Linked DNA regions of Homo sapiens: all the other regions are linked to region 1. A link is a loop called in an ENCODE intact Hi-C map of the cell type or tissue named here. Cell type or tissue: mammary epithelial cell. All regions are shown on one strand.

Evidence for each region. Hi-C counts contacts between places; a loop is a spot of excess contacts. Peaks named below come from ENCODE experiments on the same cell type or tissue, not always from the same donor. Only the 100,000 strongest peaks of a DNase experiment are listed, where the experiment ranks them.
Region 2: it touches region 1 in a loop (5-fold over the local background); 3 of 110 quality-filtered maps call a loop at or near these places.
Region 3: it touches region 1 in a loop (2.2-fold over the local background); 2 of 110 quality-filtered maps call a loop at or near these places.

Annotation. Positions count from the first base shown.
Region 1 is chr3:71,678,222-71,686,221 of GRCh38, forward strand. EIF4E3 (eukaryotic translation initiation factor 4E family member 3) reads right to left here. Exons shown (of 7, transcript NM_001134651.2): 7 at 1-6,507. The coding sequence ends at 6,461. Among named protein-coding and RNA genes, the nearest start is that of EIF4E3, 43 kb to the right of the region's middle. In mammary epithelial cell, a CTCF peak has its summit at 3,102; DNase peaks (open chromatin) are centred at 2,560, 3,280 and 6,750; H3K4me3 peaks cover 360 bases; H3K27ac peaks cover 2,111 bases.
Region 2 is chr3:71,307,344-71,315,343 of GRCh38, forward strand. The region is part of intron 4 of FOXP1 (forkhead box P1); the gene reads right to left. Among named protein-coding and RNA genes, the nearest start is that of FOXP1-AS1, 22 kb to the left of the region's middle. In mammary epithelial cell, a CTCF peak has its summit at 3,452 (motif pointing right); no DNase peak of the experiment used is centred here.
Region 3 is chr3:71,053,105-71,061,104 of GRCh38, forward strand. It overlaps FOXP1 (forkhead box P1), which reads right to left. Exons shown (of 21, transcript NM_001349338.3): 8 at 532-669. Among named protein-coding and RNA genes, the nearest start is that of FOXP1-AS1, 230 kb to the right of the region's middle. In mammary epithelial cell, no CTCF peak of the experiment used is centred here; DNase peaks (open chromatin) are centred at 3,417 and 4,657; H3K4me3 peaks cover 168 bases; H3K27ac peaks cover 5,516 bases.

The sequences.
Region 1 (8,000 bases):
GGAGGATGAAAATGACATTTCTATACTATAAGAACCTCAATACAGAATGAGAATTAGTAGCAACAGATTACAAAAGATCTCAAAATAAAGTTCTACAAACTAACACTTAAACAAACCCTGTGAACTACTACCCTGAAAAATGAAGAAGCACAAATTCATAGCAATATAGTCCCAAATTAGAAAATTGCAAAACAGTCTAAACATTTGCACTAAACACATAAATCACTACCTTTTCAAGTAAGAAAAGTATAGTCTAGTCTTACCTTATTGCTGCAAAAGGCTGGAATAAAAAATACTGACTTATAGAAGCAACTTTCACATGTATCTGAACATCAAACACAACACACAATATAAAATCAAAAATAACTAGAACAGAAAAGTTTTCAGTCTGACCTTAAAAATACTGAGCAAATCACTAGATGAAGCCAGATCAAAAGGAAGGGCATTACACCAGCTTGTAGCCAGATGTGAAAGGGTCCCCAACTGCACAGGGCACAGATGGTATAAAATAGGGGGGTGGGGGCACAAGCAGATCCAAAACATAATCAAACAAACCTGGTTCAACTTACACAGGTAAGACTATTCTAAAGAATTAATAACTTTCAATGTAAGATTTTAAATTTGGGACAAATAATGTTAGCTGTCTCAAGCTAAAGTATGCTCACTAGTTTAAATTTTGAAATTCTTTTATATAATCATTGAAATAAATTCTCCATGAGAATATATTCAAAGTCATGGTGACTTGTTTTAAATGAATACTGAAAAGACAGTGTTAAAACTTAAAAACAAAAACAATGGTTGTAAGCCACATTATCTGATTAAAGTCTGAGAACTTTGGGGAGAATTTAATGTATATCCACAGCATCAATACCTCTATTTGAAAACAGAAACACTGTAAGTTTATTAAAATGTTCAAAGTCCTTTAATATTCACCATTCATCATGTAATGTAAAGTGCTAAAATTAAAATTTTCACCCTAAGCCTTCATTAAAAGTTGCTTATTTGTATGTGAAAAGATGAGAGGTAGCATAAATTTTCTATAGAAAACTCAGAAACACTCAATTTACTTCATGTTCAGTTCTATAATGCAAAGTTGACACTTTAATAGATCCGAAATAAACATCTGTTCCAAAATAAAAGTTCAAGAAAAATTATCTGACTTCGATATTAGAAATTGAAATTTTCATAAAGAAATCTTGCATTTCACTAAATGAGTTGGTAACTTTTTTCAGGCAGCAACCAAAACAAAAACATTTAACACAGATTCCTTCAATCTCATGATTTCTGAAGGACACAAAAGCATAGAATATCCAAAAGCTATTGTATTGGATATTCTAATAAGGTACACTCAAGACACACATATACAATGGAACTCTGAATTTCAGTAGCAATGATGAACAAAAAAATACTGACTTTGCAATGACTTTTGCTTATCACTCACATCGTTTAGGGAATACTTATTTGATTTTTTTGACATTTCTATGTATTAAAGGATCTCTCCAGTTTAGTAACAGCTTTGCTAAGCTACGTTTTGAAAGTGACAATTAATTTTAGTGGAAATTCATTCCCAGGCTACTTTGATAGTCATTTGAACAGTTTTGTGTTATTTTACATGCAATTTTATAGCTCTATAACGTTCATTTAATCTTGTTCAATGATGCTGAACCCCAGATGCCATAAGACATTATAGAAAAGTAGTTACTGCACATATGGAGTAACTACTTTTCTGAACACTAATTTCTTTTCTCTTAACAGACTGAAATGGTATTTAGAAAAGAGAAAAACCACCACTCTGTATTAAAGGCTTTATATTATGGACTTCCAGGGATGGGCTCCCATGACTGCTGTGGTCCCAGCCATAAAGTTCTTATTCACGAGCATCATCTACTCAAGTCTCAGTATTAATGGTTTTCTCCAGCCTTCATAAGATTGTTGGTATCATACATTGGAATCAGGTCACCTGACAGAGCTTAGGGTTGGGAGGCTTTCCTCATTTGTCATATGTGGGAGTTGGATAAAATCAGGGGTTCTCCAAGAGCGATCTGAGCACCATCAGCATTAGAATCACTAGGGCACTTGTTAAAAATGCAGATATCCTCCCAGATTTCTAGTGCTGGGGTCAAGAAATGTGAATAATAAGTAAGTATCTGAGTGATTTTGCTGCATGCTAAGGGGTGAGAAGCACTGGTAGATGATCTCAAAGGTCCCTTCCACTCTAAAATTCTAAGAGTCCCTGAATGTTCTTTTAAAAATGGATTTATGTCAGCAACATGAAAGAATTTCTAGAACACAAGACAGTGACTTTTGGCCTGAGTGGGCCAATCTGAATAAGTATTCTTAGATTTGGATGTATATGTAAAAATAATAGAAAATAAAATCAGAACAGTATAATCTGACATGAAAGGAATCTATTTGGGATTTCTTCTTGGGAGAAGTAGAGGGGCAACCCACTCTAATTGCTATAAATGACCACAGGTTCAAAGGGACTTTTCGTTGCCTCTCAGTCCCTATTTTTTCCCACTTCACCCTCTGACTCCTCCCAGCTGTTGAGATCCAGGCTTTTTACAATCCTGAGTCACCAAACTCTTGAGTAATTTTAACTGATCTCAATATATTCTTTTCAGAAGTGAACAATTCACAGGCAGTCCTCTACTTTCACTTGTAATGAGTAAAATCTCACAGAAACATACAATGTAGGAAAGGTGAAGGGTAGAATTACATTTTTAAAAGGAAGTTCCATATTCAGAGTGCTAAAAAAAATCAACTCCTAATTTTCTCTCTTTGGGCATAATATTTGATGAAATATTTTCCATATCTCCTATATGTGAGTTTATTTTATTCTTTTTCTTCCCAATCACTTATAAGGCCAATGAGAGCCTAGGATTTGAGATATTTTAAGCACATCTGGAGCGATCTAGCTTTGACACATTTTTATTAGGTGCATGAAAACTAAATGTCTTATTGCCAAGTATCATTTTTACATTTTCTCGTCAAATTTTTATAAAAGCTTAAGAGCAAAATGCAGTAGGATCTTAAAAAAATTCTACAAACATAGCTGGATAAATTCTGCTGCTGAGCCAGAACTGTTGGCTGGAAGGCAGCGCCACCATGCGATCGTTCCAAAGGCTGTCAGTTTTGTCTAAAGACACAAGCTGGGATCCTCTAAGAGTTGGGCAACTAATAGCAAAAGCCCACTTCCTGTCATAGGAAGGTTATTTTCAAACTCCAAACCCCAGCACCACTTCTGTCTCTGAGAGGGAGAGGGAGAGAAGGAGGAGCTGTTTACAAACAGGATGTCTGATTACGGAGTTACACCAGTGGCCAGATTGGATCAGATATTTAATGCTTGATTAGGGTGGCTAGTGGGCAGGTTAAGGCTGGCAGATTCTGAGTACTCTCCATTTAAGGACGCCTGCACCGGGATACAACTTGCCGACTTCAATACCCAGCTCTGTGGCTGGCTAGCCCTACGTCTTTAACAAGGGACAAGTTCGGCCAAGGCTCAGTTGGTGGATTGTATATTATGTCTATAGGACCCAATTATACCTAAAGTTTCTAAGCTATAAAGTCTTGTGACTGTGTGCATGGTGTAGACATGGGCTAAACTCAAGAAGAGGGGTGAGAAAGAGTCATCTTAATCTTTAATTTAAAGTTTATTAGAGTTGTGGTTTCCTTTTCATGTTTTTGCTTCATAAAGTGTACCACGAATCTAACAGCAATATTATATTAAATGTACATGTTTGCAGTAAATTACACCCTCATTTAAGAAATGTGGAAAAGTTGGGGGGAAAGAGGAAATCTTAAAACTGAGTTAAGTCAGCAGTTCAGCAAGTGCTTACGAAAGACAGTCAAAATATAGGCAAGTTACTTTAAATGGGTATTATTTGTCCTTACTTTCCCAATGTAGGCAAGTGCCTGTGATATAACAATTTAGGGAATAATGGGAGAATAAAAAGCATATTAGTTTCAATCAGATTTCCTGGCATATATCACAGACCCTAAGGAATTACAAAGACAAAAAAGCAAGCTCTTTGGTTTCTGCATGGTTCTTTGCAGACTACAAGGCTGCCCCTGCAAGCACTTGGATGAAAAGACCGGGATTCTACTGGAAGTTTGCACTTTCCCCACATCAGCCAAGATGGGTAAACTGCCTTAACACAAAAGTCACATGCCCCACAAAATATTTCCTTCTATCTCAAAACAGTATTAGCTTCTTTAATCTAAGAAGGTAATGAGAGGTTTTTAAACTGATTAAATCAGCTTAGTTCATACAAAGTCTATTATGATTAAATATTCAATTAAAACAATTTCCAAACCAAAATCTGACAAAATCCTCTCTGAAAGTAATTTAGATGATAGGTTTTTAACATTAGGCAAATTAAATCCTTCTCACAGTTGGTATTTTCTAAAGGGTCAGAAACAGTTGCAGAAGTTCACTGGGGCAAAAATCTACTTTGTGTGCTAGTCATGTTCCATGATCATAAACAGAAACTAGAAATATTAACGTGAGCCTAACATTCCTATTTATTTTTACTTCAAAGGCTACATACATGCAAAAGTTGAACATGTCATCACAAATGCTTTAAATAAAGTTCAAAAAATAAAAATACTTCAAAATCCATTTACTTATGGAAATATACATGACAATTAGAGTGAAGTCAATTATATCCTTTTTTCAATCAGAAAAATACTTATATTATAAAAAAGTTTTAATTCATGTCCAGAATAATTTTTTAAAATTCTTGAGTCATAATTTTAAAACAAGTTGAATGTTAGTACAATGTTTGGAGAAACAAGTCCTAGGCTTTTGCTAACTGGATCTGATATTCTTATACTTCATTTTGAAATCACTAAGGAAACTCAAGTTTAGGGAAAAAAAAAAAGCATTTTAAGAAACCTATGATGGTAAGTATTATGGCTGAGGTGGTTACTAACCAAGTGAAGGGCACAACTTCCATAAGCAGATAATGTTCAAAGTCCTTTAAAATGTTTGAATGGAGAATTTTATCTACAAACACATAGTGGAGGCTTAAAGTAGCCTCAAGTCTCTCTGCTGGTCAACACTGCAAGAGGAATTAAAAATCCCAGGTACAGTGAAGTTCTGAGTGCACTGCCCTTTTGAAAAATGTGTGAGCAGGCACTAGCTCCCGTGACTCCAAAGCCGACTGGGGGAAGTGTCTTCAGATGGCCCTGCCCTTTATCAGGCAAAAGCAGCCAAAGGCTTGGCAAAGTCAGGAGAGGGAAATCAGCGTATTCTGAGCTAGTCTCCATGGTCCAGAGGATGACCATTTCCTTCTAATAAAACCAATATTTCTTTGGTAGCATAATACAATATATATCAACAATCCCAATAATTCATATGAGCAGAATGCACTCAAAGTTCAACTTTGTAAATGTTCACATGCATCCTGGAAATGAGATTTAACTTCCTGCACCTACATGAAAAAGGGTGGGGACAGCTGCCCAGGCTGGAGGACTACTGATGATGAGAAATGACACACAATGTGAGCAGGGAAAGGGATCATTTAACAAAATGTGTTAGCGTTGACTGGGAAAGAAAGCCCTAAGTGGGTAAACACACCCGAACTTTGCAAGGAGCTTAATTCAAACAATTAAAATATCACCTTCTCTTTAAATCAGAAACATCAGGTTTCCTATTGGAAGAAATCCCTTGCTACCACTCTAAGCCTTTGGTTGAAAAGGCCAAATTAAAATTCGGGTTAGAAATGTTTCCACAGAGGGTCCAAAGACTTAGAGCTTGATTTATATCCTGATACTGAATTGTGATTATAGTTTTCATGTTATGCAATCCAACTATTATTTTCCTTTTATCACTAAAAAAAAATGTTTTAAAAAGGAAAATTAAAGATTTGTGTGCTGTCAGTGCAAAATCACATTAAGTATGGTTTTTCTTTTCCCTGGGACAGAAAAAAACAATGCCCAGCTCACAGTACATAGGAATGTGTCACAACAAATAATCAGAAGACAGATTTCTCCAAGCTAGTGTTCCTCCTTGTACAGTGTGGTATTCAAAAGCAGTATTGTCACGATTATGCATATTCTCATTAACTAGGTACAGCAGAGCTACTTAAAGGGAAACCCATTTCTTGTGCCTCAATGAAAGGGGAGTGTAGAAAACAATAATTAGGCTGAATAAGGAATTTTAAACGGCAAAAAAAAAAAAAAATCAGAGTGAAAAGAACAGAGAATTTAGAAAGCCAAAAAAAAAGTTTTTTGTGTGTGTTTTTTTTAAAAAGCAAGTAATGTGACGGTAGAAACCCACACAATCTCCCCCCACCCCACCTGCCACTTTGAGTCCTAATTGCCCATCTGCAAGGACAGAAACCCACTCTAAATTGACCAGCATCGGCTTCGGCAAGTCTTCTCTTCACTCTCCCTCCTGTTAAGACCGTTTCCAAAACCAATCAGCAAAGGACAAAGAATTCTTTACAGAGTGCAATTAGTGTTTTCCACGTCCACCTTCAAAAGCATGATGCTCTTCATGGGCTAAAGGACAGAAAAAAAACAAAAAAGAAAAAAAGGAAAGAAAACTTTAAGCAAAGGATGGGCCAACCCTCCTCTAGGCATCTCATTCAGCTTCCCCAAATGTTGGCAAGAACTCAAACACCTTATTTATTTATTTATTTTTTTGCCAGTAACTGTTAGCTAAGGCGTGCATTTCCTGAGAAACGTAATAATGAAAATTAAAACAAGGAATAAACAAGCAATGGGCATGCTGCCTGTTTCTTCTTGCTGTGCCTGGGAGGATGAGTCATCTCAGCAAGCCGATGAAGAGAGTATGTTGGGCTGCAAGCAAATGCCGCAGGGGAAAATGTGCCCCACAAAATGCATTGCAGGGGGTGGGGAGAGGGGGTGCCTGACACAACCCAAGACAGAGCCGCTTACAAGCCTATCTTTAAAAATAAACTAAAAATAAAACAAAACAAAGAACCACACCAGGGTGACAGCAATTATATCTAGGTGCCCCTGCTCCCTACCTCTCAACACTCTCCATGGGAAATGAAGTTTCATAAAATTGCTAAGTTTTATTTTTCCAAATCAAGTTTCCCCCTGCCAATAGATATTCAGACCTATCATCTGGCTTGCAAAATTACTAATTTTAATTAGGAACTCTAGAATATATATATATTTTTTTGAGACGTAGTTTTGCTCTGTAGCCCAGGCTGGAGTGCAGTGGCGCAATCTTGGCTCACTGCAACCTCCTCTGCCTCCCAGGTTCAAGCAATTCTCCAGCCTCAGCCTCTGGAGTAGCTGGGATACAGGCGTGTGCCACCACGTCCAGCTAATTTTTGTATTTTTGGTAGAGATGGGGGTCTCACCATGTTGGACAGGCTGGTCTGGAACTCCTGACCTCAAGTGAACCACCTGCCTCAGCCTCCCAAAGTAGTGGGATTATAGGCGTGAGCCACCAGGCCCAGCCGGAACTCAGGAATTTAAAAAAATTATGCTACCAAAAATATTTTCAAACACTTAACGTTTTTTAAAGTAGAAGATGCCACAGGGAGACCTACGAAATACATAACATTTTCTCTAAGGCAAAAGACTGAGTGTGACAATCTACCTCCCGGATCTGGTTAACCATTACCAGGAAGCAACGTCTGATAAAGGTGGGGTGATTCAGGACTCTGGGTGCTTTGATCCCCAACACGCTACCCACACTTAGCAGTGAATGGGGTTCTAGGGAGGCAGATGGGCTGGCCCATTTCACCTTTTAAGCCCCTTCCAGTTCTGTTTTATTTTTCTTTTTGTTTTTTAAGACTGGGTCTTGCTGCTCTGTCACCCAGGTTGGAGTGCAGTAGCATCATGCTACTCGGCTCACTGCAGCCTTGACTTCCCGGGCTCAAGCAATCCTCTCACTTCAGTCTCCTGAGTAGCTGGGATTACAGGTATGTGCCACCATGCCCGGCTAACTTTTGTCTTTTTGATTGATAGAGACAGGGTTTTGCCATGTTGCCCAGGCTGGTCTCGAACTCCTGAGC
Region 2 (8,000 bases), 370 kb before region 1:
TTCTACTGTAAAAGGTGAAGATCACTGAAAAGTTTTAAAATATTTTCACAAACAAACCAACAAACCCAAAACTCATTTCAAACATTATTATGGCATAACATGGAGAAAAGGCAAACAAAATAAAAAGATACCCAAAGACCCAGAGAATAAAACACAGGTTCTCTAAGCGGGGTGCCCACAGAAACTGAAGACGCTGATTTTGTCCACCCTTTTGCCTTGAAATGACCTTCCAAATAAGGTGTTAGATAACCCAGGTCCATAGACAATAGTGATCTAACCTTGCTGCAAATAAACCACAAAACAAAATTTAATCAGTATATCACTGTGAGAAAGCTTCTGTCCATCCCCATGGAGCTTCTAATGAATGTTTTGGCAGTTTTGAGGGTAGTTATGCTTCCCAGCTCATCTATATCTCATACTGGTTGAGCAAGCTAATGGAAGTGATGTTAGTGGAATCCAATATTAATGCTCTGTATCATGCAAACCTGGATGCAACTGAATATATTATACAATTATAGGTAGTATCTAATTCCATAGGTATTAGATACTGTACCCTAAATTAATATTTTAATGAGGACAGTGAAATAAAGACGACAATCCAGGTAAGGGATCCATGCATTGCGGCCCAGCTAAGCTCCTTGCTGAAAGAGCGCCGGATTCGGGAGCGAATGGCACAGACACAGGGATTGTGACAAAAATCCGTATGCAAGCTTTAGATGCTGAGTGACACATACTGATGCACAGAGTCAAAGATGTCATCCTCACACAAGCGCCACTCGCTGTAAGCTTGAGAGAAAATGCAGGGGGAAAGATGGGGGGGCGTAGTTGCAGTGAGACCTCCAGAAAATAAACAGGGTGTACAGTTTCAAAGGCTGCAGACACAGACATTTCATTGTTCAAGCCAATTATCAGTGGAAAATAATAACAACAGATGGATTCAGAGTCACTGACTTTTCATATGCACTTCATCTCGGCGGAACAGATGATGAAACGCGAGAGCTATCTCAAAAAGGCAAAACATCTTTCAGTAAAAGAACTCTACAGTCCAGATGGGGACCTTCTAAGGCTGCTGATTATCTTCTTATAATGTTGTAAGATAGACCTACTAAAACATTTCAAGAACTGATCAGATACGATGCGTACAATGGCTTCATTATTGGAAGGAGTCGCCTCAGACTTGTGACTAAACCCGGCAGAGATTTCAATAAGGTTAGGACTGTAAGTTTCCTGTTTTCTCATCAGGGACTGCAGGTTCCAACTAAAACTGGAAATCTGTGCACAACAGGAGAATAAACTGTCGCCCAAGGATCCTACATATTTGCTCTTCTCTGATTTGAGCAAAGGAAAAAAAAATAAACTGGAACTGTAAAAAGGACATTAAATTATTATGAAGCATTCTACCACAATGTGTGTGTGTGTGTGTGTGTGTGTGTGTGTGTGTGTGTGTGTGTGTGTGTGTGTGTGGGTGAGGGGGGACAGCTCCAAAGCAACTCTTTATTAAAAGCATTCGGTGATAAAATATCACCCCTTACATGCATTAGAACATCTTAAATATCCCTTGCCACTGGTGACTGCAAAATAGAATTTCCTTTTAGTAGGGAATAAATATAAATTTCAATGGTGGTGTAACAGCAATTCTACCAAATGTCAACGAAAACTCACCAACCTACCCTAACCCACTCTCACTCAACTTACTACCAAGTTACGCTTGCTGATAAAACACAAGAGGTTAACCACAACCTGAGGGCTTGCTGTAAGTAATGGAAAAAGTTAAATCTCTAATCAGATAGGCCTCATCCTTACTGGAATAACAATGTATCTGTTCCATGTGTCTGTCTCCTCATCTATCCATCTCGATCCATCCATCCATCACCAATTGCACATTCATAATTTTGCAAAAATTCTTTCCCTGAATTAATATAAAATATGGTCGAAATCACTGCGCTAAGAAAAAAGAAAAGCTGATTCTCTCAACTATTTACTAACATACTTAACATTTAAAAAATATTTTTATGAACACACTGTTGACTTCACAAGTTTATAACGTAATTTTTTTTTTTTTTCTGAGCAAGGCTTTTCTTTCAAAGTACTCTGACAAAAGTAAATTCATAGCAGAACACACAGGCACGAAGAAAATATCGCCAAGGGCAAAATTCTGCAACTGCTTTAAGAAGCAAACAAGAACACAAAAGATGTGTAATACAACCATCTGGCTCTCCTCTTACTATATCAATGCCTCAACCTTATCCCCACCCCCTGAGCCAACCCACACCAATGCCACAAAACCAAATGGCTTCACTTATGTTTCCTGCACAGCAAATTTACACAATGCAGTTAGAATGCAAAAGTTGATTTTGACACACAAACTAGCATCTTTTGAATTTTCCCCACTTCAATGATTTTGTTGTCGTTATCTGTTCAGAGTGGGACTTCTTTGAAAGACCACCAAGAACCTCACCATGATAAAAATGTTCTCACATGGACATATCTGTTCAGCCTCAAGAGAAGTCTCCCTGAAAACCTTAATCTCTGCCATCTTGTGCTTTCTGTTATCATCAGACTTTAGATGTGGACATAAAAAAAAATCCTAAGCTTATTCCAATTAGAACTTTTACTTTTGGGGGGCACTAAATGGTGGGTTGTTTCCCCAACTTATGATTTGAAATGACTGCACTAATTTTTAATTACCATTCTTGCAAGTCAGCACATTCACTGGAATTTTTCCTTATTCAGCTCAGTCTACAAACATTTACTGAGCAACTACTGTGGTATTAGAAACATGCTGGACAATGGATGATCAGAATCTATTATTTTCCCGTGTGCTAGCAGGACTTGCCTGGTACATGAAACCAGCAACTCTACAGTTTATAAAAAATCTTCCACATGCAGGCAGGCTGAAGCATTTTATTTACTTATATACTTATTTTTGAAGGCAGATATAACAGACATTTGAAAGTTATAGCCTGTTTGTGGGGATCTAATTGCTTCCAAAAGGTGGGAATGAATACTTTTCATGGAAATCTCAGTTTGGGTAAAACCAATAAAGCATCATAAATGATTCTCACCAAAGGGCAACAATGTAAAAAATAACTGAAAAAAAATTTCTTCACAGGCAAACTCTACTCTTTGCTTTTCTGCAGGGGCATGCTGGAGGCAGACGTTCTCTATCAGGCAAGAGTTCTCAGTCAGAATTAAGGTCTGCCAGGCAGAGGGCCACGTCTGGTTTACTTCTGTTTTCTCACTGTTGCTGGTCTTCCCCGATTCCTGCCTCCCTCTCCATGTTCCGGGATGAGACTTTGACTGGTTTCTCAAGGGGCTAACTTTTGGTTCTCTTCTGGGCGTTTCTGCCCAGAGTCCCCTGGTTTGGACAGCAGCGATCGTCTGTAGGACACACACAGTGAATCCAGCCACCGGATGAGGAATTCTGCTAATTGTTTAAGCCTGCACTAGTGTCTGGCCACCAGTTGGCAGACACAACTCATGGCTGCCTACCAGGCCTAGGTTAACACAGCTGGAGCCAGATGACAGGCTCTCAAAGATATTCCTCTCATGGCCACATCTGGCTCTTGGCGGTTCCCACTGCAGCTGAACTGATTCTGTTTGGTTGTTCTGGGCAAAAAGTTTAGGCAACAGATAAGTCGTATTAATTTCAGTTTATGACAAAAATATCAGAACATATACTCCATGAAGGCAGGGATTTTATCTGATTTGCATCCCCCTCCCACTTTTTTTTGTTTGTTTGTTTTTTGTTTTTGAGACATGGTCTCACTCTGTTGCCCAAGCTGGAGTGCAGTGCAGTGGCACGATCATGACTCACTGCAGCCTGGAACTAACTACTAGACTCAAGCGGTTCTCCCACCTCAGCCTCCTGAGTAGCTGGGTCTAGAGGCACGTGCCACCATGCCTCACTAGTTTTTTCAATTTTTTGTAGGGACAAGGTCTCACTATGTTGCCCAGGCTGGTGTCGAATTCCTGGGTTCAAGTGATCATCCTGCCTTTGCCTCCCAAAGTGCTGGGATTACAGGCATGAGCCAGTGTGCAGGCCTCTTGCTTGCTGTATCCCAGTACAGAGCAGTGGCTACGCAGGGTAGGTGTTCAGTAAATACAGAATGAGTGAATAACACTAATCAGTGTATGAGTGGAACAAAAACATTCCTGTATCTTACTCCAGCTACTCTGTTCCTACTGTTGTACGTAAAATGGCTAGCATGCTCGTGCACACAGAGAAGTCCTTGAATGGCTCTACAGCTAGATTTTATTATGGACACGCTCATCTCAAGAATGAACCCATGTACATTGTCAGTATAGCTGGAAAGACCTCCAACAATCCTTCCCTTCAAACTACCCAGTCTCCCAGAATTACCCACATCCCAACTTTATTAGTCCTTAAACTGAGAAACTTGGCAGCTCTGTGCCCACAGGGCCTGAGAGTGATCTCAAAGTAGAAACTTACCTTTTGGCCACCACCAAAGTGGGAAATGATGAGGCAACTTTTCCTGGCACCTTTCCATCCCATTTCCTTTCCCATGCCTCTCTTCCTAAATTCCCTGATATCTGCAGATCCCAGCTCCCTTCTACACTCAACTATGACCCAAGGCGAGGCTTCCCCAAAGCTCACCACCTCTCTAGCTCCCATTAGAAACACATTTAGAAAAGCCTACGTAATTTAAAACCAGGCGGGGCCCTCCCTCTTGGCTCCTTCACTAGAAAGAAGCCCAACTTACAGGCTGTTATGTTAATAATAACTATAAAGCTCCCCTGAGTCCACCAAGGGCTTGCTAAAGGTGAAGGGACACTTAATGGAAGCCTGGCAAGGGTGTACGCATATGCTGCTTCTTTCCCAAAAAGAACGTTAACACTCCTAAAACAAGAACGGCTGAACAAGGCAGATGAGTTCAACAAGCTCAGCATCTGGACTTCAGCGAAAGAAAGGTAATCAAGTGTGCTAGAGGAAGCTGTTGCTGAACTCATCTCCTTTTCTATCATATAAGGCAGCAGGGTGGAGGTATAGATAATTTTTTTAAGCTAAGTATAAGTTTCTGAAAAGAGTACTGTGTTCACTACGAAGAATTCAGGCTTCAAGCTCCCCTTGGAAGGAGCTGCTTACTTCATTAAAGGTGGACCAGAAAGATGAACTCCTAAAATGCCTCTCCTTCCCTGCTTCTGCTATTTGAAATTACTTTAAAAATGAGAGAATAAGCTAGGCTCAGTGGCTCACACCTGCAATGCCAGCTATTAAGGAGGGTGAGGCAGGACGATTGCTTGAGCCCAGGAATTCAAGGCTGCAGTGAGCTAGCATGGTGCTGCCGCACAATAGCCTGGGCAATAAAGTGAGACACTGTTTAATAATGGGGGAATAGGCCAGGCACGGTGGCTCATACCTGTAAATCCAGCACTCTGGGAGGCCAAGGCAGGTGATCACACTTGAGGTCAGGAGTTCGAGGCCAGCCTGGCCAACACGGTGAAACCTTATCTCTACCAAAAAATACAAAAAAAAATTAGCTGGGCATGGTGGTGCTTGCCTGTAGTCCCAGGTACTCAGGAGGCTGAGGTGGAAGAATTGTTTGAACCAGGCAGGAAGAGGTTGCAGTGAGCTGAGATCGTGCCACTGCACTCCAGCCTGGGTGACAGAGTGAAACCCTGTCTCAAAAATAATAAAATAAAATAAGGGAATGTCTTTGTACAATTGCACAATCACAATGAAACTTTAATTCTTTTTTTTTTTTTTTTTTTTGAGATGGAGTCTCGCTGTGCCACCCACACTGGAGTGCAGTGGCGCAATCTCGGCTCACTGCAAGCTCCGCCTCCCGGATTCATGCCATTCTCCTGCCTCAGCCTCCCGAGTAGCTAGGAATACAGGCGCCCGCCACCACGCCCAGCTAATTTTTGGTATTTTTAGTAGAGACGGGGTTTCACTGTGTTAGCCAGGATGGTCTCGATCTCCTGACCTCATGATCCGTCCGCCTCTGCCTCCCAAAGTGCTGGGATTACAGGCGTGAGCCACTGCGCCCGGCCAAGCTAATTATTTAAAAAGCAGTACAACAGGCTGCAAGTGATTGTTATCTACCTATTCATTGGCTGAAAACAGGCTATCAAAAACAACAAAAACAAACAAGTTTTGAAAGTTAGGAAAGAATTTTTATAAAGGCAAGGCTGAGGTTGTACAGATCGAGTATCTGCATTTCTTTTTCTTTTTTTTTTTGAGACAGTCTCGCACTCTCGCCCAGGCTGGAGTGCAGTGGCGCTATCTCTGCTCACTGCAAGCTCCGCCTCCCGGGTTCCCGCCATTCTCCTGCCTCAGCCTCCCGATTAGCTGGGACTACAGGCACCAGCCACCATGCCCGGCTAATTTTTTGTATTTTTAGTAGAGACGGGGTTTCACCGTGTTAGCCAGGATGGTCTCGATCTCCTGACCTCGTGATCCGCCCACCTCGGCCTCCCAAAGTGCTGGGATTACAGGCATGAGCCACCGTGCCCGGTCGAGTATCTGTATTTCTTAATGCATCCTTGGGCTGCCTCACCTAAAACTAAGTATTACAGAATATAGTACTATACAGTATACTTTAGACTAGAATAGTTCAGAATTTACAAGCATGGATTCAAGTGCCCAAGTTCTTATTAGCTCTGGTGCTGACTGACCTTGTGAGCTTAGGCAAATTGCCTAAGCTCTCTGTCCCTCAGTGTTCTCATCCATAAAATGGGCTTCATTACAGTGCATTATTTGCTTTTGTAGAATAAATGCATTGACATGTCATAAGTACTTAGAATAGTGTATGGCACAAAGTGAATGCTCAAAGAAATGATGGCTGCCGTTATTACGATCAGGGATGATATAACTTAAATAAATCTAAAACATCCTACACCTCATTTCTACCATCTCTACAAGTTCTTAAAAATAGCTGGCTGGCCAGGCATGGTGGCACATGCCTGTAATCCCAGAACTTTAGGAGGCTGAGGTGGGCGGATCTCAAGGTCAGGAGATTGAGACCATCCTGGCCATCATGGTGAAACCCATCTCTACTAAAAGTACAAAAATTAGCTGGGTGTGGTGGCGGGAGCCTGTAATCCCAGCTACTCGGGAGGCTGAGACAGGAGAATCACTTGAACCCGGGAGGTGGAGATTGCAGTGAGCCGAGATAATGACACTGCACTCCAGCCTGGTGACAGAGTAAGACTCCGTCTAAAAAATATATATATATATATATATATCTGGCTGTCTGCCATGCTACAGGCTGGAAAAATAAAAGAGAATGTATATCAGATTTTAAACTTCTTAAGAACATAGTGCTAAAATAAAATCAAAGTACTTATTTTTTCCCCTCAATAGTAGTTGGAGAATTGTAGGTATAAGATTGGGGTCTCACCTACCTCAGTGGAGGCAAGTCATTAGTTACAAAAAAGCTACAAGCCAAAGTTAGCCTTGGGGCTGCCTGTCCCACCAACTACCAAAAAAGACTTTGGGGAGATGTTCAAAGAAGGAAAGAGGAGAATCCAGCCTGGAACCAAAAGGCATTGAAACACATTTTCTTGTACTTTTCAAGTCTGTGCATATAGATTCTGTTACTGATTTAGGATCTTAAACAGTTTGTTTATTTTTTAAATGCCTTTCAGCTCACCTTTAATAACATGTTTCTTTGACTTGGCTGAACTGTGCCTCAGAAGAATTACAAGCGGGAATAAGGCTGGGATAAGGCTGGGTAAAAGGTTCAGTGAACTAATCCACACCTGGTCCATGTAAAAAAAAAAAAAAAAAAAAAAAAAAAAGAAAGAAAGAAAAAGAAAAGAAAAAGCTCATATTTTCCATATAGAAACAAGCCCCTTTATATGAACCAGCCTTTTATTTAATTGCTAAGGCACTTTCCACACCGTACAACCTTTCATGTCCTTCTTCACTTGGGTGGGGAAAAGGCACAGAACCACTTTCCAGCCACACCAGGGCGCTTTATCAGCAACAGAAATTAATACTCCTATTAATAATGATAGCAAGCACAAACCTGATT
Region 3 (8,000 bases), 630 kb before region 1:
AGTCTGAATATTAGGTCCCCATAGTGCAATGACAACCAGAAGTTCATTTCAGCAACATCGTATGTGGAAGAAGTAAAATCAACTCTGGACCTTAAAATTAGCAAATTCTAGAATGCTTCTTTATGTTTAAAGAAAAAAAATCTGTAAGCTTCTGAGTCGAAATGGGGACATCAAGAGCTGTCATATTTAAACCACTCCCAACGTGCTCCTCATTTTGCTTTGATTCACACCATTTAGGAGCCATGTAAACCTAAAAGATCTTACTGCTACCAAGTCCAATTACAGCCCTGATCTCAGTCCATCGGGTACTCTCCAGGCCCAAACACTAGTCACCATGGCAGGGCTCCTCTCTTTTGGGCATGCAAAAGCACATCGATTATTCAGGGAGTGGTCTGTGTCCTGCCCCACCCACGCTGCTTTACTCTTCACTGAGCAAAGGAGCTGCTCTGGTGGAGGGGAGATTGCGAATGGAGTGATGGGGGCCCCTGGGTTCTGGGGGAGACAGGCTGGAGGTGGAGGAAGGACAATTACCTGTTGAAGCATGAGGGCCTGCTGCTGCTGGAGGAGAACCTGGAGCTGCTGAGGGCTCAGCACTTGTTGCTGGAGGATCTGCTGCATTTGCTGGGGAGTGATAACTTGAGGTGTCATCATAGCCACTGACACGGGAACCTAGAATGTTAATGAAGGATAAATAGGAAGCCAGGAAATCAGAAGCACGCAGCCTCCCAGGTTCAGCAGCTGACTGCCATCAGCCTGCTTAAAGAGTTGACCAATTTCCCATGCAACATGTATTTATCCAGAGGGGATGCAGCAACAGATCCTATTTAATCTATCATGGAGTTTATTTTAAAGAAAGAAAAGTAAAATCTTGCAGTACTGATGGGGGTTCCAGGCAGCCTTGCAAGCACACAAAAAGGACAAACTTAATAAATGCTAACTGGAGTTAAGATACGACAGTTCTCAATTGCTTATTGAGAGTGAGTTTTTGGTCAAAACCATCTGTGGGAAGTTAACCCAGACTTGAATTTTGTTTGAGAGAAGACAAATGGTAACCAGCACCTTTGCAGGTGGAGCCCATATGAGCACACTTGCTCTGTGGACAGTGATTTTAAGAACAACCAATCAATGCTTATACTTGCTGGGAAGGGAACCTTGGACACACCTTCCGAACTTAAACACAGACCCTTCGCATGATGCCTTTTACTCTTCCTTATTCACCCAGCACACAGATGTCTCAATTCTTTCATATTATGTGCAATACCATTAAAACCCGCTTTCCATGACATTTCAGTGACAAACAGCTACAGTGATGAACTTGATAGCATTTCATATTTGCAACTGTTAACACGTTTCTGCACGGGCATCTTTGCAAGGAACCTGCACACTGTATCTGAAAGGATGATGTCTTGTTCAGATAAAACACTGACATTAAAATGACAGGCTGTCTTGGCCAAGGTTACACAAATTGTATTCAAGCGGATACCTAATGACAATGCTATGAATTCTGCAAGCTTTCTAGAATGTAATTTAGCTATTCAAAATAATCACTGCACTTGTGTTTAATTTGCAGACTACATGAGACCCATTTTGTCAGTCCCCGTAATGCAAGAAGACTATTTCATGAAAAATCACCCCCCGCCCCAAATAAAAAGATAAGGAAAGAAAAAACAATGAAAGAAAAGACAAAACCTGTATGTCTTCTAACCGTAATATTTAAGCATCTTACTTTTCTTTGGTTTCTAATCAAACATGTGACAGCAAGAAGCTAGAAGCAGTAAAGGATATACTTTGTTAAAAAGGATATGCTGTCATCTCATGTATTACAATAAAAGGTAATAACATGTTTTGCACTTTGCCTGTGTGCTACTTAAAAAAAAAAATCCGGCAGACAATAGCTGATCAGAAGATAAAAGAATTAAAAAATCTTTCAGGGGAGCAGTAAGCAAAAGGCAGAAATGCAGTATTAATTTTATGTAACATAATGTCTTAATATGCAGTTTATCCTGACTTTTTCACATGATTTGTCCTGTCATTTGCATAGCGAGCTCTCATTCCTAATTTCACAGTCATTATGCACTGATGTCCCGATTTCTCAGCATCACTAATTTTGATGAACTAAAAATGGTTCCTGAAGGTCAGATTCATGCACAGCGAATGTTCTCCACTGTTGTTGTGGGCTTGTTTCATGTGTGGGGATGTTGATGTGCCAGTGTCGTGTGTTTGGAAAACACTAGTTAGAACATTCGAAAAATTTCATTAACCCAGCTCTGGAAGGTCATCCATGAATTCTTCCTATTCCAGTGGCCTTTTAAGTGTAGATGTAGATACACTGTAATTTAAAACAGATGGGCATGTCTGAATATTTTCATATGCAAAATGGGACAGATGTATATGAATGGATAAATTACCCTTTTAAAAAGATAATTTGTAGCACGAAATATCACCAACGATTGGAACAGTGAACTCGCATTCAGTTTAGGGCAAACACCAGGAAGACATTATCAAAACATCTAACCATCTACAAATTAATTCCAGTTAGTCTACTTTGTCTTCATACAGAAGAAACTTTTCGGATTTTTAAGTATCTTTTGGGTGCCAATCGGTATCCTTTGAGCTGCTAAAGCCAGCGTATCACAATAGAAGTTTACTTTTCCTTGAGAGTTGCATCATCATACGGGGAGGTTTGATTAAGCAAACAAAAGAACCATGTTTAAGGTTTCTTTTTTCCTCTGCGTTTCTTGGATGATGTACAATATAAATATTCTTGAGCCAAATTCTGATGGTGATGAACAGGAAAACAGACAGGAATAGGGTGGTGTAAAATCTAAACTGGTGATGAACATGAACTTAACAGAGTTAGAGCAGAAATCATGATAGAAATAACCTCCTGGTCATCGTTTTTAAAAGAGCTATAGAAACCTTATACTAGAAAGGGGCACAGGTGAACTTTTGGGGGCGATGGAAATGTCCATATCTCGAGTGAGGTGGTGCTCACACACGTGTATACAATCGTCAAAACTCTTCCAACTAGACACTGAAAATCAGTATATTTGAGCGCACGTAAATCATCCCTCAATAAAACTGATTTTAAAAGTTACATATGTCTCCTAAAATACTTTTTCCCCTTAACTCAGGTAAAACTAGAAGCATCTTCTTAAAGGAGAAACAACATTGTCCCTTAACTGTCAATAATAAAAGGGGGAATCATGGAAAGGACTGACATATACCTGTACAGACAATTTTTAAAGGCTGACATCAAACCAGTGGCTTAAATCTCCTTTTCCCATAATCATTTATTCATTTTTTTGCAGTTACGGAACAGGATAATGAACTTGAGTCTCCCCTTCTTTTTCCTTTTGGACATTTTGATGGAGGTGCTGATGAGTAATAATATGCTTTACAGCAGCAGGCACTGCCAAAGGAGGGAAGGAAGCAAGAGGCCTGAGTAATCCTCCAAACGGGCTGATCACTTCTGAATAATCAGAAGTGGGCTATTATATCCTGATGGCCTTAACTTCGCTTTTACTATCTGAAACCACGTTTTCATGCCAGTTAGCTCTGGGCCTCCAAAGTGGGCTCCAGCTTCATTTACAAATGTTATAAAACCAAGATTTCCCCAACGTTTCTGTTCTAACATATCATGAAAAGAGGTTATGGAAAAGCTTTAACAAACATATTCAAATAGACCAGAAACTATGGTGGGGTAGAAAAGAAATTAAAAAAAAAAAATCTGAGCAGTTTTTAAGGCTTTAAATAGTTAAGAATTATAGCCTATATATCCACTCCCTTAATTCCCAACGTCCAACTTTTTCATGTAGCTAGTCCCTACTAACACTAGGAATCAAAGGGCATGCAGTACCAGCGAGAGGCTATTACAGCCCACACTTTATTGCCCATTACTACTGAGGTCATTAGCGGCAAGAGTGATTGTAGCAGTCTTAACCTATTGATCACTGTAACTACTATCATTTAATCCTGTGTTGAATGTCTGGAAAGCGGCTAAAGGCACACAAGAGAGAGTGCTTTAGCACTGAGAAATATGGCCAAAGCTTCAAAATTACACTTTGATTCATAAAATCTAGCCAGTGGTTTAAATCAATAGTATTTAAAACAGTCATGTGAGTTTTTAACTACAGCTCTCTAATATTTATGGGCCCCTCTTTAAAAGTATTCAGTAAAAACGAAACTTTTTTTTTTTTTTTTTTTTTTTTTTTTTTTTTTTTCAGATTTCATGCCTTCTACCTTAACCTCCTTGAGATAACAACATTCATTTCTGATGTTTTCTGTGCTACAGGGTTCATGCCTTAACTGGGAGTTCAAGCTAATTCTTGATTTCTTTCTCAAAAGACGATTTAAATATAAGGCAAAAAAAAAAAAAAAATTTCCGATACTGTAACTACCTTAACTGTTTGAGTATATAGAAATGAGTATGTTTTATGAGTTAACAATGAATCATAGAAGGCAATTTATGAAGAACTAGAATGATTCTGTCTAGCTGCCTTCAGGGATCAGAAATTCAAATTAAACTTCTGGCAGACATTTAAAGAATGCTAGCATACAAAACTGAATTTAAAAAAACGCACACAGTTAACACTCCTCAGTGGAGTTTCAAGAGGAAATCATGAATTAAAAAAACACACGGCATGATACACTGTTGACTGATACCAACTGGGTGTGGTCGATCCCAGGTGCACCCAAACCTGCGGGAATGGCAGAAATACAGCTGTGCTTGGGCCATCACAGCTCTGCTAGTATGGGCCTGCTGCTACCTTAATACCAGCAACTGGGAAAACGGTGTTAGCACTAACAACTGCTGCTAAAAGCCCATACACACTGCTGTGTAAATTCTGCCTGATACGGTTTTTTCTTCAAAATGACTCTCTATCATCTGAATGCTGAAAGACTATTAAAATAATATGCCATATTATTTCCTTTAACGCCCAATGGGGAAACGTAGATGATGGGAAGGGAAAAATCTAAAAAGCAAACAAACAAATAAAAACACTCAGAGAAACAATACTTATTTCTAATCTAGGAGACAATTGAAGGAATTGGGTGGGAGGGGAGAAGACACAATATAAATACTGAAAATAACATGTTATCATTTTCTTCTCTCTTCAGTTTACACTCCAGTCAACTACAAGTAAATACTACCTAGTACACATACACATAAATTTTGCACGTTGGGTATCATCTCATAATTACTGTGTATACAAATAATAAAAAGAGAAGATAAAAAATGCTAAACACTGTTTCATTTTTATTAATTTGGTTAATAATTTAGAAACTCTTTTTACCCTCTGATCATTCACCACATGTATGTCCCAGGAAATTCACTTCCGTTCTAGCCTTCAGGCTGTATTTGGGTGATAACTGACCAGGTTTGGCAGTGTCACCTGGTTAATCAAATAGCAGGAGCAAAACAAATTAAATTAGAAGGCTCCAGAATGTCACAACAAAACCAAACAGAGAAAATAGCTCCATTAAAAGAGAGAGAGGAGAAAAAAAAAAAAAAACTATGCCAAGTTTTTTATGACCATATACAAGCTAGCCTGTATAGAAGAAAATTAAACATCATCACCTCTGGCCCCCTGTGGAAAACAAGTTTTCATAATTAACAAGTCAATGGATACAACAGATGTATTGGCAAACAGAAAAGTTAGAAAGCTTCTATTTCTCCATGGTATTAAAAAAACAAAACAAAATGAACCAACCAGGTACCATGCAAGTAACTATCATACAGGAAAGAAAACACACTTCTGATATAATATTTCGGTCTTAAAAAAATAAAAAAAAAAAAGCATGCTATTTATGTGGAAAGTAAAATTCTGTTTCATTATGGAATTCTGCTTTTTGTATAACTCCTTTAGGCTTAGCTATTTTGCCACAATACTGTACAAAGCACTAAGGCAGGTAATGGTTATTATATTAATGCAAAATCATCTAGGTAGTCAGTCATTAGCATAACAGTTCTCTCAGTAACAATACAACCAACTATTAAAAATTTTTTTTCAAAAGACCTCTTTAAAATGCAATTAGCATTTCATTTTTTATCATTTTGTTTATTACATTCTATCAAGAAAGGCTATCTTTCTTTCACAAAAAAATTGTAAGGCCAAGGCTCGCCTGCCAATCAGGAGTTATTTCAGGTTATCAACCCTAATAAGCAATCTCCAGCAATGCTCTCCGAGCTCTTCTTTTTGTCTTTAAATTCTAAAAAGTGGCATAAATGCATATTTGTTTACAGCAGAGGTATTAGTGGAACATCAACTGCTCTCCTCTAACATTTCCCAGGCACACAAGGTTACTCCACTAAGTGCCAGTATAATTGTTTTAGCTCTAATAAATATCAGCTTCATTTGCATAAAAATGTAAAGTTTACATAAATTAAATCGCTTCTCCCATTAGCAATTGTTAAATACAGGAAACAATGGAAGCTACACATGAAAATAATCACTCAATAAGCACTGATTCTTTCAACCTAGCAACTATTATTATTATTTAAATCAAGAAAATGCCTTCTCTTTCCTACTTCAACCACTTTCTCCTGTAGCTGGGATGGAAAACAATTTAGGGCATGTGAATTAAACATGCTAATGGCATTTTATATTAACAACAACAACAAAAATCATGTTTAAGTGCTGCAAATGGGAGGAGGGGAGGACTATTCCAAGAAGGTACCCCAGAAAAGATTCTATCCACAGATCTTTAGTTCTTAAAGGGAAAAGGAAGAGGCCTTGGCTAAATAAGTTCTCTTAAATTGAAGTATTACTCAAAAATAATGAAAGAGACAGCAACTGTTTCCATCCTACCTGAGACACATACATGATTAAAATAAATAAAAGATAACTTGTGGATACAGTTTTAGATCAACAGTTACTGTTAAATGAAGAAAAACATAATGTCTATCTTCTGTCTAAAGAAGATTTTTCTAACACTAAGAATTAAATTTGTAGCTCTGCTTTCTCATGATTTAATCAGCATAGAAAATTTCATAGGGAGCTTAACTGCAAATATGTATTTTTTTTCCCATATTACTGAAAGGGAGAAGGGACTATAATTGAATTTCAACACATAGGTAGGCCAAAATTAGACCATTTCCGAAGTTTTATAAGGCCTTACTTAGGGTGCAATCACTCTTTAGAAAGAATTACAACTCAACTTTCTCAAATTGTAGTTTCTCATGCCTATTTCCAACACCTTCACCTTATACATCACAGTTAAGCTAAAGGGTGCAAATGAGATTCTAATGAGAAAACATCACTTGCTTCTTTGACAATCTCACCATTCACTGATTTATTTATAATGAAGACAAAGCCCAACCAAAAGCTTCCCATAAGTTAAAGGTCAAAATATGTTCAAAAATGCCTAGTAAAATCAAGGCAAATGGGAAACCCGTGCAGACCCGCCTCATGAAGTGGTGTGACAATTAGAGTAATTGTACAAAAAGCCATCTTCAGGAAAAAGTAAAAGAAATTAAGCTGCCACAACTGTAACAGGTTAGATGAAAAAAATCAAAATTTAATGTATTCTCCCCTGTGTCATCTTGTTTTGTCAAGACATCAAATAGAATTGGGAAGTACAAAATAACAAGCCCTTGAGAAATCACAGAAGCCGACCTTTTTGATGTTGTTGATTTACCTTGTTCTCAGTTATTTGAACAATGATGTTTCAGATTTAAGGGCAAGATAAAGCTTAGAAATTAAAACATGATACCAAGGTATTCTAAAAAGCTCACCATAACATTTAGCCTGCATCTTCATTGATTAGTTGCTTTTAACCGGATTTGAAAATGAGGCACAATGTATGTGTTCAGTATTCATTTTTCTCATTCGAAATTAATTTCTCCTCAAACAACTCACAGGTTGGAAGAGGGACTCAATGAAGAGCATTCCTACAATCCAAAAGTAGAGGCCCAGATTAGCTCTTCTCAGATAATTCAAGTCTCCACAATCTGCAAAGGCTTGTTTAGCTAAGAGATACCTGAGTTTTCTTTTTTA